Regions from separate parts of the Homo sapiens genome. Here region 2 is linked to region 1. Evidence: read pairs that join two places in POLR2A ChIA-PET (ENCODE). Cell type or tissue: PC-3. All regions are shown on one strand. Links, peaks and the distances in the headings refer to the core of each region. The heading gives the core; the rest is flanking DNA.

Evidence for each region. ChIA-PET counts read pairs that join two places held together with the same protein. Peaks named below come from ENCODE experiments on the same cell type or tissue, not always from the same donor. Only the 100,000 strongest peaks of a DNase experiment are listed, where the experiment ranks them.
Region 2: POLR2A ChIA-PET joins it to region 1 with 7 read pairs; 1 of 35 experiments calls an interaction of 5 or more read pairs at or near these places.

The regions. Positions count from the first base shown.
Region 1 is chr13:35,893,133-35,897,531 of GRCh38, reverse strand. All of the region lies in intron 4 of DCLK1 (doublecortin like kinase 1), which reads left to right. LOC105370163 (a long non-coding RNA gene) reads right to left here. Exons shown (of 3, transcript XR_941855.3): 2 at 783-905. Among named protein-coding and RNA genes, the nearest start is that of LINC00445, 200 kb to the right of the region's middle. RefSeq lists an enhancer at 4,061-4,399. In PC-3, for the core only: no CTCF peak of the experiment used is centred there; no DNase peak of the experiment used is centred there; H3K27ac peaks cover 57 bases.
Region 2 is chr13:36,869,195-36,873,593 of GRCh38, reverse strand. It overlaps SMAD9 (SMAD family member 9), which reads left to right. Exons shown (of 7, transcript NM_001127217.3): 3 at 679-936. Among named protein-coding and RNA genes, the nearest start is that of SMAD9, 49 kb to the left of the region's middle. In PC-3, for the core only: no CTCF peak of the experiment used is centred there; a DNase peak (open chromatin) is centred at 2,463; H3K27ac peaks cover 1,024 bases.

The sequences.
Region 1 (4,399 bases), core at 321-4,320:
CTTGCCATAGCCCAAGCAACGTTGTCCAAGAATTCCTTCTACATATTGGTTTCTTCACCCCTTGGCTATTTATGGAGCTCCTAAAAAGTCAGATCTCTCTGATCCAGCCAGTCTTACCTCACACCTGGTTCCCGCCTTCCATTCTTGCTATCATGGCTAGGTCCAGGCACTCCTCACTTCCCTAGCACAGCACAGGCCCCTGTCTGGTTTCCTTGCCTGCAACCTTGCACTCCTCAGCTCCATCCTCCACATTGCCTCCCAGTGTTCTCTCTAAAAGGCAAATCGTTTTAGATCAAGTCTTACTTATTCTTTTAAAATATTTTGTTGAGTAAGGAGCCTCCTTACCACCCTTCTCCCATCCTCTTTAAATGGTCCCAAATACCCTACATCATCTGGTCCTTATCTGCCACTCCAGAATCCTCTTGATTCATCTTCTGTTCTAATTCAATGGCCCGATAATGAAGAATGGCTGGCAGTTCTCCTTCCCACACTCTCTGTTCTGCCTTAGACCTCTCCTGCCCTGGACCATGCTGTCCTGTAGCCTGGGGCACCTGCTCTTCTCTTCACCTAGTTTATCTCTGCACATTCTCTAAGGTGCACCGCAAGTGTTCCCTGTGCTATGAGCCTCCACACTCACAACCCTCAAGATGGGTTAAATGTCCGTTTTCTGAGCATCTAGAGCCCCCTCCACACACCTCTGTCTTCTACCCCAGCATACTTAGCACCTTATGTTGGAATGATCTGAGGGTGGAGTTGTCTCTCCCTCCCCTCTAAAGGTTTACCTGAGGTAGGGACTGCGTCCTCTTCATCTTATCCTGCCAAGGCCGAGTGCAGAAGAGACACGAGGGAATGATTTCTCTGTGGAGCTTTACTGGATGCCTCAATAAGACGAACTTTGCTGTTTTCTTTCAAAGAAAAAAAAATCTTTACTTTTTTTTTTCTATATATCAAGTTCTAACAGCATATTTTAACTTTTTTTTTTTTTTTTTTTTTGAGGTGGAATTTTGCTTTTGTTGCCCCGGCTGGGGTGCAATGGCGCAATCTTTGCTCACTGCGACCTCCGGCTTCCGAGTTCAAGCGATTCTCCTGCTTCAGCCTCCCAAGTAGCTGGGATTACAGGCGCATGCACCATACCCGTCTAATTTTTGTATTTTTAGTAGTAACAGGATTTCACCATGTTGGTCAGGCTGGTCTCGAACTCCTGACCTCAGGTGATCCACCCTCCTTGGCCTCCCAAAGTGCTAGGATTACAAGTGTGAGCCACTACGCCTGGCCTAACAGCATATTTTAGAGACCTCACTTACTTTTACTTTTCTTTGTTGTTCTATATACAGTCTAAGCAAAGTCTCTCTGAAAATTGTGTGTTCTAACAGCAAATCTTACCAATTTTCTTCCTTGTTTGAAAATAAATATTCAAAATATTACTTTCCTTTTGGGGCATATATACGTTTAACATCTCATCCTTGAAGTTTTCCTGAATAATGATGTCAAAACAAAGCGCCTTACTTGTATTATTCTAAGAATGTTTGGAGGAGAAAAATAGCAATTTTTGTTAGAGAGAGTTTTAGGTTTATGTGAACTACAAAAAAAAAAATCATAAAAAAATCAATCTGGCGTTTGTAGAATTTTTTAAAAATTTGATATTGTTGGTAGTAGATGTAATAGTTTTTTCTATTAAAAATTTATTCATTTTACTTTCACTGAAAAATATATTCATTATACTAAAAGAGCGTTTACTCTCAACTGTATAGAGTATAGGCAATTACTGTTTTGTTTTGTTTTTTTTTGCTATAGTATATGAACACTGAGTTATAAAGAAGATGACTGTAAAATGGTTAGTTTTTTTATAAAATAGGTGCTTTATTTGTGTTCCTCTCTAAAATCTTGTCATAAAATAATTTATAGAGATAGCTACCCACATGCCATAAATGCAAAGACATAATTAGCCACTTCTGATATCACTTACAGAAGACAATTTACTCAGTCCAAGAAGTGGGAATAAGATTAGCGTGTGCATCATGTCATATTGCACTTTAAAATAGATACAATGTAGAAAAATATACCTACATGTAATTTAAATGGGACCAGTCTAAAAGTAAATGCTGCCCCCAAGAACCATGAAGCATCCAGCTACTGGTATTCAATTGTTCATATTTCTAAAGGTATAATAAGAATAATTCTGAATGACCAAAGGAAACTTTAAAATCCATCCAGTGAATTTTCATCTAATTTTTTTTTTTTTTTACCTTTCCTGTTAGAAAAATACATATTCAGTGACCAGGTGTGGCGGCTCATGACTATAATCCCAGCACTTTGGCCTCTCCCAGCACTTTAAGAGGCCAAGGTGGGAGAATCGCTTGAGATCGTTCGAGACTAGCCTGAACAACATGGCAACATTCCACCTCTACAAAAAAATTTTGAAACTTAGCTGGATGTGGTGCTGCACACTTATAGTCACAGCTACTGGGGAGGCTAGAGGATTACTTGAGTCAAGGAGTTTGAGGTTGCAGTGAGCCATGATCACACAACTGCATTCCAGCCTGGGCAACAGAGCTAGACCCTGTCTCAAAAAGAAAAAGGAAAGTGTGCATCAAAGTCTACTTGAATATGATTATCTTTGTAATCATGCCCCAGTTTGGAGTCAGTCTTTTGTTAATCATCATTACAGCAGCCAAATATTTGAAAATAGAGGTCATGGTCAGTGAGAGTTTGGAGATGAAATGCTGCCAGAATCTGAGCTCTTGTTCATCTTCTCTTGGTCCTCTCTGCTCCTCGTGCCTACACATTAATGGCGGGCTCAGGAGGGAAGAAGACTCTCAACAAGGAAGAGCTGAAGTGTCTGTGTAGCATGGCACACTGGGCTGTTCACTCCCACCCCTCCGCTGAGCACCTTCTGGCGTTGTCTTCCCTGGGCACCTCTGTGCCTTGTGTCTTTCCACATGCTGCTTCCTCTTTTTCTTGAGGACACTCTTACACCCTGCCTCTAGGCACTGCTCAAAGATAAGATTGTGTAGCAGAGCGAGGTGCCCAGTGCATATTAGCTTTCCTCCCACCTGTTCCCAGGCTGGAGTAATCTCCCTCCTCTCCACTGCGAGAGCCCTTCCTAGGTAGGGTGCCAGTTACACCCTGGGAATACACGCTTGGGCTCTGGCGTCAGACTGCACCAAGTTCAAGTTCTGGCGCAGATGCCGTGTAGCTGTGTGCCCCTGGATAAATTCCTTGCCGTGCTAAGCCTTAAGTTCATCTTTAAAATGGGGCTGCATTTGCGCTTAGCTCTTAGCATTAAATAGTAAGGTCATGCATGTTGGGGAAGTACACGTTGAGTATCCCTGTCCAAAATGCTTGGGGCCAGAAGTATTTCAGATACAAGGGTTTGGTTGTTTTTTTTTTGTTTGTTTGTTTGATTTTGGAATATTTGCATATACATGAGATATCTTAGCGATGGGACCCAAGTCTAAATATTAAATTCATTTATGTTTCATGTACGCTTTATACATATAAGCTTGAAGGTGATTTTATATTATTTTTATAGTAATTGTATGCATGATACAAAGTTCATGTATGTTGTACCATCAGAAAGCAAAGGTGTCACTATCTCAGCCACCCCAGTGGATGATCTGTGGTGATTTGGCATCACCATCATTACTGACTCTGAATTTATAGGCTACCAATAAGCAATCATTTTCCTGCACTTATTCACACATAAGTACTTAACAGTAAAAAATATGATACACCATTAATACAGGAAAAAAATAATGTGTGCAGATTAACTAAGCAGCACAGCAGCATCACAGAATACCTGGATCAGCTGTTAAACAGCAGCAACAACAGACAGTGCAGGCTTTAGTCTCCACTTACCATGCTGTGTTTTGATTAAAAGGTAGGACACTGTGCAGTGACTCTCTTGGAGACGCTGAATAACCTGTGCAATGTACCTGCATTTTGACTGTGACCTGTCACAGGAGGTCAGGTGCAGAATCTTTCACTTGTGGCATCATGTCAGCACTCAAAAAGTTTTGGATTTTGAAGCATTTCAGATTTTGGATTTTCAGGTCAGGGATGCTCAACCAGTAGTAAGTGACTGGCACACAGGAAGTGCTCAATAAATGGTAGCTATTGATGACTTTGTCAAAGTTGTTAATATGGCTTGCCTTTGTTCTTTAAGGATAGAAACGGGGTTTTATTCTTTTTTGTATGTCACACAGTGGATGTTCAAAAAATATTTGCCAAGGGGATAAGTTAATGAATAAACTTAGAATGGTGTTGTGAGCCAACAGCAGGAATATTTCAAATCTTTCTGGGAAAGCTGCTTGCCCCTTCACCTCTGCTGGACTCCTTGCCCCGAACCCAGTAGTTCAGAACCTTAAAGGAAACTACTCAGATAGGGTAGATGTCTTTG
Region 2 (4,399 bases), core at 186-4,185, 980 kb before region 1:
ACTGTGCCCTGCTGCTGCTCATCTTTTACTTAGTCACTTTTATTATTATTCACCGTTTGTGTTTTACTTAATAACTTTTAATTACTCACCTTGAAATCTTTCCATTAAGGACACATAGAATGTTTTTATTTCAGTGGCACTACTGAACCTGAAATTGAGTCTGGTCATCTAAATAATTCAACATGATCTCTGAAGGAAAAATATTCTGGGGATCACTTAGGGTTTCATTGCAAGCAAGAGAAACTGATTTTGCCTTGGGGGAAAAAAAGACTTATTTGGCAGAATTAAAGAAAGACGTAACAATCAGGTTGCCAGAAGGCCAGGTATTAGGACAGCTCTGGTCATTTCCAAGGTAGGAATAAAGAGCAGGTCTCTTTAGAGTGCTGACACTAGAAAGATCCTTCTCCAAATGCTTTTGTGAATTATGACATTCTGCTTAAGATTCCGGTTACAAGGAGAAGACTGTTACCTTAGCTTACTCACATGCTTGCTTCTTAGGTGGAGATGGGGACTTAATCGACAGTTTTATGATGAGCACAAAGACTAATGGGAGTAGTTCCCAAGGGGAAAAACAGCTCTATCATAAACAAAAAATAGATAAGAACAGCAAGTATCCACTCTGTTGTGTACTGATGAGCAATGTTCAATTCTAACTGCCTTGTTCCTTTCTGATCCTAGTACTGCCTCCTGTGCTCGTGCCAAGACACAGTGAATATAACCCCCAGCTCAGCCTCCTGGCCAAGTTCCGCAGCGCCTCCCTGCACAGTGAGCCACTCATGCCACACAACGCCACCTATCCTGACTCTTTCCAGCAGCCTCCGTGCTCTGCACTCCCTCCCTCACCCAGCCACGCGTTCTCCCAGTCCCCGTGCACGGCCAGCTACCCTCACTCCCCAGGAAGTCCTTCTGAGCCAGAGAGTCCCTATCAACACTCAGGTCAGTAAGAACTATGGTCTGTGGGGAAATACGGGAAAATAAGCCCAACATCATGATTTATGATGAACAGTCACAATGACAGTCATTGTAACTGTCATTCATATAGTATAAACAGTTTACAAAGCAATCAGCCTTAAAATGATTAGGACTATACCTATTTTGAAGCAGTTACCCTGGAGATAGAACATGTTTTTCCTCTAGTTTTAGTTCTAATGCTCTGGAAGCTCTCAGAAACTAAATGGATTTGAATAGTATCCCTGGGAATTTCCAAGGATTTTTTTTTTTAAGGCAGTAGAAATAAGATGAAAAGACTTCTGTAATCCAAGCAGAAGACTTGGCCTGAGGACAAGCAACATGGAAGATCAATGCTAGGCCTTTACCTTGGTTGCCTCTTTCAACAATCAAAGGAAGCCCTTGCCTAAAACATATGCCTGCATCCTTTGAGTGAGGCAGAAAGTGAAGCCCCAGCTCCAGCCAGTGCATTATCCCTTTCTGCCATGTGAAGCCAGGACAGCATCTTAAATATAGAGCTCTTCAGTTTGCTGAATTGAGAAAGCATATGGAAGGGAAAGGGAGCCTCTAGCATGCTGTCATAATTGCTCTTGCTACCATACCTGTAAAGTGGATCTAAGTTGAGATAATGAATAAAAGATACATATGCACTTTGTGAGTGTGAGATAAATACTGTGCGGAGCTGACAAGTTCCTAAAGGCATGCATAAATACATTTGGTGCCAGATGTTACAATCTGCCTCATTCATTTATTCCTATAATCATTTATTTAATGGATATTTATTAAACTCTTACTATATGCAAGCATTGCCTTAGGATTGCTGAAAGGGGAATTAAAAGGTTAATAAAAATTGTCCCTACGATGTGGGAAGATAAAGAGGGAATTGCCTCTTCACCTCTCAGTTACTTAGTTCCTTTTGCTCCTCAGCAAGTTACATAAGCATCTATTATATTTGTTGCACTATATTATATAATTCCTGTGTGTCTATTTTCCCCATTGAACAGCGAGCCTTCTTTTTTCTATGTCTAGCACAGAGCCTGAAATGCAGTGGTTGCTCATCAGTTGCTTATTGAATAAATAAATTACTACACAGGCGTTTATTTATTTTTATTTTTTATTTTTTATTTTGAGACGGAGTCTTGCTCTGTCACCCAGGTTGGAGTGCAGTGGCATGATCCTGGCTTACTGCAGTCTCTGCCTCCCAGGTTCAAGCAATTCTCCCACCTCAGTCTCCCAAATAGCTGGGATTGCAGGGGTGTACCACCATGCCCAGCTAGTTTTTGCATTTTTAGTAGAGACGGGGTTTCACCATGTTGGCCAGGCTGGTCTCGAACTCCTGACCTCAGGTGATCTGCCCACCTCGGCCTCCCAAAGTGCTGAGATTACAGGCAGGAGCCACTGCACCCAGCCCACACAGGCATTAGAACATGGACATGGAGCTCCAGACCATAGGCACAGGTTTTATTGACTCAGTAAGTGATGACTGAGCACCTGCTAAGTGTCTGGCACTGGGCCAGTGCTAGAGGTGCAGTGATGATTAAGACGGTGTAGTTGTCCCCCCTTATCTGAGGTTTCAGCTACCAGAGGTCAGTTGCAGCCTGAAAATACTGGATGGAAAATTCCAGAAATAAACAGTTCATAAATTTTAAATTGTATGTGGGGATGAAACTTCGTGCCATCCTATCCAGGTTCTGAATCATTCCATTGCCCAGCGCATCCACGTTGTAGATGCTATCCACCTGTGAGTCAATTAGTAGCTGTCTCTGTGATCAGATCTACTGTTGAGGTCACTCTGATTTAATAGTGACCACAGAGTGCAAGAGTAGTGATGCTGGCATATTGTTCTAGTTGTTTTACTTTATTATTAGTTACTGTTCCTAATCTCTTACTGTGTTTAATTTATAAATTAAACTTTATCACAGGTATGTATAGGAAAAAAAACATAGTATATGTGGTATTCTGTACTAGCCACAACTTCAGGTAGCCACTGGGGGTCTCGGACTGTATCTCTGGTGGAGAAGGGGGGACTACTGTGGTCTCTGACCTTCAGGAGTCAGTAGCTATTGAGAGCCATCACATACAGGTAGCCTGTAGCAGTCCAGGCAAGTGATTATAAGGAGTTGAACTAAAACAGGGATATGGGGTTGGAAAGAGGGCAGTGAATTGGGGGAGGGAGGTCCAACAGGACTTACTGTAGGGTGAAGGCAGAGATGCTGGAGGGTAGCTTGAGAGTCATTAACTCAGTGTAGGAGCAGATGGTTGAAGTTTTGCAAGTGGCTGAGTTCACTGAGAAAGAAGAAATACAACAGAAAGAGAAGTCATTTGAGGACAGAACCTTGGTTAAGGAACAGGAGGATAATAGTGTTGCAAAATATATATTTACCTAACACACCTCTATGCTACAAAGACTTCCTGTGCTGACTTTGAATTCCTGCCCTGGTTACTCTGACAGGTTGATGTTCTTTTTACTCTTCCCACCCAAGCAGGACAGACACCAACAGTGATGCAGAAGCTGGTTAGTTTCTCACAGAAGGCATAGCCCTTTTCACTTCAAAGAAAATAATTCTTGTCTGAATGATTAACAGCAAAATGCCAACCTGAGTAACAGACCTGTAGATAAACAAGAGTAAAAGGAACCTTTGCGATTTACTGGTTCAGCCTCTAAATTTTTTAAAAAGCTCTATTGAGGTATAATTCACATACCATACAACCACCCATTTCAAATGTACAATTCAGTGGTTTCTCATATGTTAATTTTTTTCAAGTAGTGGTGAAATATATCTAACACAAAATTTGTTTAACCATTTTTTTTTTTTGAGATGGAGTTTTGCTCTTGTTGCCCAGGCTGGAGTGCAATGGCACAATCTCGGCTCACTGCAACCTCCACCTCCCAGGTACAAGCCATTCTCCTGCCTCAGCCTTCCAAGTACCTCGGATTACAGACATGTGCCACCACACCCGGCTAATTTTTTTGTATTTAGTAGAGACGGGGTTTCACCATGTTAGGCTGGTCATGAACTCCTGACCTCAGGTGATCCACCCGCCTCGGCCTCCGAAAGTGCTGGGATTATAGGCATGCTCCACTGCACCCAGCCCATTTTAACCATTTTTAAGAGTACAGTCTAGCCGGGTGCAGTGGCTCCCGCCTGTAATCCCAGCACTTTGGGAGGCTTAGGCAGGCGGATCACTTGAGGTCAGCAGTTTGAGACCAGCCTGGCCAACATGGTGAAACCCTGTCTCTACTAAAAATACAAAAGTTAGCTGGGCGTGGTGGTGCATGTCTGTAATTCAGCTACTCCGGAGACTGAGGCACGAGAATCGCTTGAATCCAGGAGTCGGAGGCTGCAGTGAGCTGAGATTGTGCCACTGCACTCTAGCCTGGTGAGGACTATTAAAAAAAAAAAAAAGTACAATCTGATGGCATTAGGTGCATTCATAATGTTGTGCAACC